Linked DNA regions of Homo sapiens: region 1 is linked to region 2. Evidence: read pairs that join two places in POLR2A ChIA-PET (ENCODE). Cell type or tissue: PC-9. All regions are shown on one strand.

What was found. ChIA-PET counts read pairs that join two places held together with the same protein. Peaks named below come from ENCODE experiments on the same cell type or tissue, not always from the same donor. Only the 100,000 strongest peaks of a DNase experiment are listed, where the experiment ranks them.
Region 1: POLR2A ChIA-PET joins it to region 2 with 7 read pairs; 2 of 35 experiments call an interaction of 5 or more read pairs at or near these places.

The regions. Positions count from the first base shown.
Region 1 is chr1:184,540,682-184,544,681 of GRCh38, reverse strand. The region is part of intron 3 of C1orf21 (chromosome 1 open reading frame 21); the gene reads right to left. Among named protein-coding and RNA genes, the nearest start is that of C1orf21, 160 kb to the right of the region's middle. In PC-9, no CTCF peak of the experiment used is centred here; no DNase peak of the experiment used is centred here.
Region 2 is chr1:184,648,615-184,652,614 of GRCh38, reverse strand. No RefSeq gene overlaps it. Among named protein-coding and RNA genes, the nearest start is that of EDEM3, 100 kb to the left of the region's middle. RefSeq lists an enhancer at 2,839-3,168. In PC-9, no CTCF peak of the experiment used is centred here; a DNase peak (open chromatin) is centred at 1,944.

The DNA of each region.
Region 1 (4,000 bases), 110 kb after region 2:
TAAGCTGTTAAATTTTGTGGTAATGTGTAATGTAGTACTGGGTAACTAATACATCACGTATGGTGAAGTCGTAGCAGTAGACTACGTAGATCAATGGTATATGCATTAAACATTTTGAAAGATATTGATAAATTATCTACCAATGAGGAGCCACTAACACAGCAAGGGCTCTGATTTCCCCAAATCCTCACCAGCATCAGAAATTATTAAACTCAACAATGTTTGCTAAACTAAATGGGTGAAAAATGGCATCTGATTGCTTTGACCTGTGTTTTTTTAATTTCAAAAGTTCTTTGGGGCACATACCAGGCTTCATCAGCAATGCACAGGAAAAGGTGCATGGTAGGGTTCAAGTGATTCATTACACAATAAGAGACTCTGAGCCACCCTGCCTCAACTTCTAAACCACTGCCTTTCATTTAAAATTCCCATTAAGCAATTAATTTTATAAAAGAAATAACCACTGAAGTTGAGTCTAGGAGTGAGAGTGTCTGATTTTGATTACTTTCTCGGAAATGTATAGAACATTAAATGATTTTAATAAGAGGCGTGCCCTTGAACCTCAAGCCATGAGCTTCAAATCAGAAGAGATGTAAATTCAAGTGTTAATTCCCTTTAATGTTGCTGAACCAGAAGTTCGATAACAAACTAGAGTAAGTAACCAGAATCAAATGGCAACCAAATGTCTGTGTTTTCCAAAGCTACTTAAATGAAACATCACTATAGTCTCAAATCAAATATGAACTCAACTATGTCTTTATCTGGATTTAGTTCCTGGTGAGAATAAATGGTTCTGAAAAAAAATGATCTTTTATGAAAAGCTATAAAGAAGACTGGAACTCAGTGATATTTGAGAGAAGCAAAAATAATACTCCTTGCTAGAGAAAAGCATCTGAAATCATTGTAAGTCTCCTACCACCAGCAACCCCAAGTTCCATAATAATGAAGACAAATGTATATTTAGTATTTTTTAAAATAAACACTATTCTTGATGACATCTCATTAAATTATCAAATATACCTGTTTCTACTGCCAGAAGTGATAACATTTTTATAAAAATAAACCTACCTCTTATAAAGATACAGTGGACATATCACATCAGAGAAATTCTAGAAAGAAGTTCCCAGATACCAAGGGCCAAAAACCAAGACAAATAGTTTTAGATGATTTCAAATGGTCTTTAATCACATAAATAAACAATTCAGAAGGCTTTGTATGGTTATTAAACTAACTAGCTGATTTCTCACTGGTACATGACGAATAAGTGACAATATAATTTAATTATTACTGTTACTTTCCCAGGCTACAATGGTCAGAGAAAGATTTTTTTTTTCTTCTTGTAAGAGATTGAGTCTTGCTCTGTTGCCCAGGCTGGGTGATCATGGCTCACTGCAGCCTTGACCTCCTGGGCTCAAGTGATCCTCCCACCTCAGCCTCCAGAGTAGGTGGGACCACAGGCACACACCACCACCTAGCCCAGCTAATTTTTTAATTTTTTTGTGAAGAAGGTGTCTTGCTATATTGCCAAGGCTGGAATTCCTGGGTTCAACTGATCCTCCTGCCACAGCATCCCAAAGTGCCAGGATTACAGGCGTTGAGCCAGAGGAAAGGAAATTAAAGTGTTGGTTCCCACAGCAAGGTGGATGCCATGCTCAGGGTTCTCTAAGGTTCAGGCCAGAGGACATTTTATTTGCACTAAGCAGTATCATCCCCCAAAGCACTGTTTCCCAATAACAGTCAAAGAAGGCTTTGGATAAGGCCATGGAATGTTAACTCTTTCTTTCCTCCCTTAGGATAATGTGGCTATGGAAGGCAGGCAGTCTCCAAAAAGCCAGGAGAGTGAGGGACTCTGGGCTCATTGAAGTGAACTCTCCTTCTTCTCCCTAGAGGTCTGCTGGATTCTCAGAGACACAAAGACAATCATCCTTGTCTTGTTACTGGCACATGCTCCACACATAGCGTGTGCTCCATAAAGATTTTCTAATAACTCATCTACGTATAAGCACTATCTCTTATTGTACTCACTAACTCACCACCTCTCCATGTAGGAAGGAGAAAGGATTCTCTGACATGGAAGTTTCTCATCCAGTGGCAGCTCAGAATTCTGACATGCTTGCCAGGTACTTCATCTACAACCTTCAGACAACACAAAACAAACATATGTTTTGTTGAGATATGCATTCTGTCCTATGAATCATTATGGATCCTACTGAATCCCTTGAGTGAATACTACTGTGAACTACGATTGGGTCATTCTGGCTACTGCAGCCAGCCTGCTTGGGTTTGAATCTAGCTCCATTCTTTACTGGTTGTGTGACCCCAGGCAAGTTACCTAAGTGTTTAAGTTTTCCTCATCTCTAAAATAAGGATACGAAAAACCTTTTCCTAAGACATGTAAAGTGCTTAGAACTGTGCCTGGCACATAGTGTATGCTGTTGGTATTATTATATGAATTGCCCTGTCTTTTACCTTGATATCCCCACATCTGGTAGGATGTTCACGTGAGACCCTGCAGAAGGGCTGGGGTTTCTGCTCAAATATTTAGGCAACTCTATGTGGCTAAGCTGATGATCTTCCCAACAAGTTGTGACAATAACTGACAAGCTAAAGATGACTGCACCCGGTATAGAAGAGGAATTTGCCTGAAAGCAAAAACAAGAGCACAGTTCAATCACCTTCGCCCTTCCTTTCCCAGAATATTCAACTTCAGCATATTCAAGAGTTCTATACTTGTAAAACTGTCATAGGATAGCTGGCTAAGCTCACAAACCACACCGGCCCGAAGCCACACTGAATCCTGTCACCTTCCCACTCAAGTTCAGACGCTTCTAGCTGAGCAACTCTGCACGCCAGTCCGTGATCCCCCTGGTTTCCAGATTATTAAATGAAAACACATTCGTTGGCACACCTTTCCCAAAAAGCCAATCAAGCAAATGAGCTTTCCCTCTGGAGTGCCAGGTCCACTCTGAAAGAAGAAACCCAGGCCACTGCTTTTAAAGTTTTAATGGGAGAGCACTGTAAACAATTAAGATTCTTTGGGTTCTTAACATCCTCAGAGGACCATGATGAGATCTCTTCGTAAATATTTAAGAATCACATATTTTCTCCCTGTCATTTCTGCCAGGGTCTGAGCACAAGATATATATCCATATCTGTCACCTGAAGACATCCAGACAGGCCACTTATAAACAGCCTTAGCTGGAGACCTAAAGAAGAGGTGAGGTCATAATTCTGTGTGCTGGGGTGGAGGCATGTGGTAGATGGCGAGGTCAAGGCTGGTTCTTCTAATGATGACAAGAAAGTATGATCATTGAGGATGGTGCTCAAAGTCATTATTTTAAAGATATTTGCTTAAATAAACAAGCAAAAAATAAAACCTAGGGGTCCTGAGGGGGAAAATAACACACTGGCTGTGTGTGAAAAAAGTATAATTTATATTTCATCTGTACTGCTACCTTCACACTTGGACAAAATCAACAACAGACATAAGTGGTTCTGGGATCCCACCCTTCTCCAAGAGGCCAGATGTCACAGACAACATGTCTTTAAATCCCAATTCCTTCATACCCACCCCCAACTATGTGGGGTTTAGTACATTTATTGGTTTCTCTATATCTCAGTTTCCTCAGGTAAATGATGATTGTTATGAAGATTTTTAAGATAATTCATATGGACCACTTAGATCCACATGGCAAACAGGAAGCATACAACAATTGTTAGCTATTATCATTTGTTTTTGGAACTGGCTTTCAAATAAATGAAATAATTCTTTTAAATGGTTAAAAAATAATAAACATTTGGAGAAAAAACTGGTATGATGGCATTTACGCTATTTGTGGCAATACCATTTACAGGTACAGATCAAAAAGTCACCAAATTGCATGGCATCAGAACTACAAAAATAACTTTTTAGCTTCATAAACTTTTTCTAAAACTAGATTAGAAATTCCTGGCTGGGCACGGTGGCTCACGCCTGTAATCCCAGCACTTTGGGAGACCA
Region 2 (4,000 bases):
CGTGAGAGACCCTGAGCCAGAACCACCCAGCTAAGCTGCTCTCAAATTCCTGACCCACGGAGACTATGGGATGACACATGTTGGTCATTTTAAGCTGCTAATCTTTGGGGATAATTTGTTATGCAGCAACAGATAACTAATACAGATTATATATCATACAGATATAGAATTTCAAGGCATTACAGATTATAGAACTTAAAGCATTATTCCAGGAACTTGTGTGAGCTCCAGACAGTGTTCAGAGTTCTCTTACAGGAGGCACTGGCTCTGCCTGTAGTTACTCCAGCTGTCCTTGTTCCTGCTGAAGTTAGTTCTCTTTTTCGGAGGATGAGGCTGTAAATCCAGCTCTTAAGCATCTGCAGGTGTTGCCTTGTTGTCCGGTAGCTAAACCAGAAGGTTCACATTTTAAGCAGTCTTGAAGAGCTGTACTTGGAGTAGTTGCTGGGAAGTCCAATTAAGAGCAGACCCTGAGTGAAAGAAGACTTGCCAAATCTCACTTAGGCTCCTGATGTTTGAGACAGATGACAGACCCAGGAACTTGTTAATGCAACCCATTTATAGATCCTCCACATTCTATCCCTGTATGAAATTGTATTATAAGAAATCAAAGTACCTGGAACATTTTATATCATACTCATCAGACAGTCTTCATAATTACAGGAGTCTTCTTTTAAAACAGTGTTTCTGTCACTTCCAAAAATCCTGCTTGAAAATGTCCTCGAGTCACAATTCAGCTAATATATATTTAACGCTTGTTAGATAGCAAGTGCTAATCTAGGACCTGGGAATACAGCAATGAACCAAACAGACAAAATCCCTGCCCTCATGAGGCTTATAGTCTAGTGAAGGAGACAGAAAACAAGCAGACAAACACATAAGTAAAGGACTTGGATGAGTGAGTGTAAATGCAACGGAGAGAAATAAAGGAAGGCAAAGTGTGGTTCGAGTGTGGTGCTAGGAGTGGGTGCTGGGGGGCAGGATGGCTGCTCTGAGGGGATACTTGAGCAGGGAGGCGAATGTCAAGAAGCTCTGCCGAACATTCCAGGAGATGGACGAGTCCTGTGGCAGAAGTCAGTGTGGCTTATTTGAGGAACAGCTAAATGACACTTTAGGACAGGGGTGTCCAATCTTTTGACTTCCCTGGGCTACACTGGAAGAAGAAGAATTGTCTCGGGCCACACATAAAATACACTAACAATAGCCGAAATTGCAAAAGAACTCCTAATGTTTTAAGAAAGTTTACAAATTTGTGTTGGGCCACATTCAAAGCCATCCTGGGCTGCATGCGACCCGTGAGCTGTGGGTTGGACAAGCTTGCTTTAGGATTTCTGTCTTTTTTCTTTTTTTTTTTGAGACAGAGTCTTGCTGTATCGCCCAGGCTGGATGGAGTGCAGTGGTGCCATCTTGGCTCATTGCAACCTCCACCTCCCAGGTTCAAGTGATTCTTCTGCCTCAGCCTCCTGAGTATCTGGGACTACAGGCGCCCACCACCATATCCGGCTAATTGCTTTAGGATTTCAGTGTAAGGATTCACATACCAAATCACTCTTGAGTTAGAGAGTTTTGGAAAAACTTTGTCTCTGCAGACTGACTTGTGATCTTTTGGCTGAGTAAATGAAAACCATGTTGCCTACAATGTCTTCCTTTTGGCCTGGGCTTCCAGGAAGCTCAGAGCCAAAATCTGTGCCTGCTGATGGTGGGTAATCAATTTATCTCGGGGTCTGGGAGCAGCTGCCCACTCTGCTTCTTTTACAGAAAGAGATGATGGAATAAATGTTTATTTATAAACATTATACTTTCTCCATGTAAACTGTTTTCACCCACATGCTACCTTGAGTTGACTTGGAAGGGGCAGAAGGATTGTCATTAAACAGGTTTGCCATTTCAAATAAGGAAGTTGTAACAAGTGGCAGATGTCATTGTCTTGCTGTTGGTTCATTGCACAAACATTTATTAAGTGCCCAGCACATTCCAGCTGGGCGGGGACCTGTATGGAAAGATGGAGAGGATGGTTCCTGCCCTCTAGAATGTGTTCCCTCACATTCTAGAATACAGTGCAATAAAAAATCAAATAATTACAAACGTGATGTAAACTGGCACAGGAGGGGAGCCCAAAGAGAGTGACAGCTAGTCCTGGGAGGTTTTGATGGAGGAGGAGGGGACTGGTGCATGGAACCCCCTTCTTTCTGCGTGGTAGGAGAAAGGCCACATCAGCCCCTACACACAGCACCCATCTGAGGACGGTGGTGACCAGCTTCCCAGCCTGCCCTCCCCACCTTCCAGAATCCATCCCAGCCCCAAGGCACCCGGGTCTGAGCTATGCAGCAAGAGTTTTCCAGACAGAAAGAAAAAATAGGTTAAAAATATCTGAGCCCCACATGTCCTATTTTTAATTGATTTACACACAGACTCTTCAATCACAGTATTAATATTTAATTGTCCTGTCAGGTCAGATCCTTCCCAGTCAGACAGTTAAAAATGGCTTGGGACAGAGGAGGAAATGAGGGGCTGGGGTGGCATGAAATGAGGAAAGTGAGGCACCTGCCCTGAGGGGATTAGGCTCTGAGGGACAAGGAGGAGCAGACCCTGGCTCTAGGGTCCTGGGAGAAATAACATCTCACTTGTTTTCTCTCTGTCCCTGTCCCCTCAGTACACACATGTGGAAGCACAACAGCATTCCCCCAAAAAGCCATTAAAGAAACCATGTAAGAGTTGAGACAACACCAAGGTCTGTGGAGACAATGAGGTGCTTCTTCAAGGAGACGCCAGGAGGCTGGTCTCTGGGGGAGAGTCCGGAGGATGAAGCATTCATGCCCTCAGTATTTTAAGTTTGTGAGGGGCCGATTGGTATTTTGACTCTGGGCCCCGGCCCAGCCCGCCCAGGTGAAACCTGATTTACATGCATGTTTCTTCTTTGAGAAACGGCGCCTGTGTTGGCTGTCCCAGCATCACAGCAGCATAGAAACATGGCTTGGGAACTATTTTGGGTAAAAGCACTCTCAGAGACAGCCAATAAATGTCTCAATGTGACTCATTCAAAGAGGCTATTAATAGACAGGAGATGTGAGGGACAGGAGAACTGAATTTCATTCAGTTTCAGCCTCTTGCTTTATTTGTTCTTCCTTTTTAAAAACAGAAATCAAGAAGTGAAGTTTGTCTTGTTGGGTTTGAGTGGGGTGGGGAGGAAGAGCTTGTCTGCCGAGCAGTCATCTACCTCCTCCTCTTCTCCCAGGGTCCAGAGAGGGAAAAGCCAACGGGACACTCACCTTGGAGTCTACTAGAGTCTTTTCTGTTCATTCCTGACTCCTTTGCTGAAGAAAAAGCCTAACAAGTCTGGATAGTCACAGGAAATCATGTTGAGGTGATGTCTCATTATCTTTGAGGTCTGAGGAAAATCTTGGAGTCCTACCCAATATCCCCATTCACCTCTCTGTGTGTCTTCTTGGTTTGGTGCAGTGATTCTCATTGGGAAAGCATCTGTGGGGGTGAATTTTGTTGTCTTAATGGTTGAGTTGGGATGGTCTCGCCATTTAACGGGAAAAGGCAGAAATGCTAGACAGCCTGCAATGCTCTGGGTGACGCTCCCAATGAAGAACTGCTCCTGTCCTGCATAATGGCTGGGTGCCAACTGTGCATTCTTTTTTTTTTTAGACAGAGTCTTGCTCTGTCGCCCAGGCTGGAGTGTGGAGGCATGATCTCGGCTCACTGCAACCTCCACCTCCCTGGTTCAAGCAATTCCCCCGCCTCAGCCTCCCAAGTAGCTGTAGCTGGGATTATAGCTGCACACCATGTCTGGCTAATTTTTTTTTTGTACTTTTAGTAGAGATGGGGTTTCACCATGTTGGCCAGATGGGTCTCTAACTCCGAACTCTTGACCTCAGGCAATCTGCCCACCTCAGCCTCCCAAAGTGCTGAGATTACAGGCATGAGCCACCGCACCCAGCCCACTGTGCATTCTTGAGTGGAGAACATGTTCAGAATAATCTGAGCCTAAAATCAA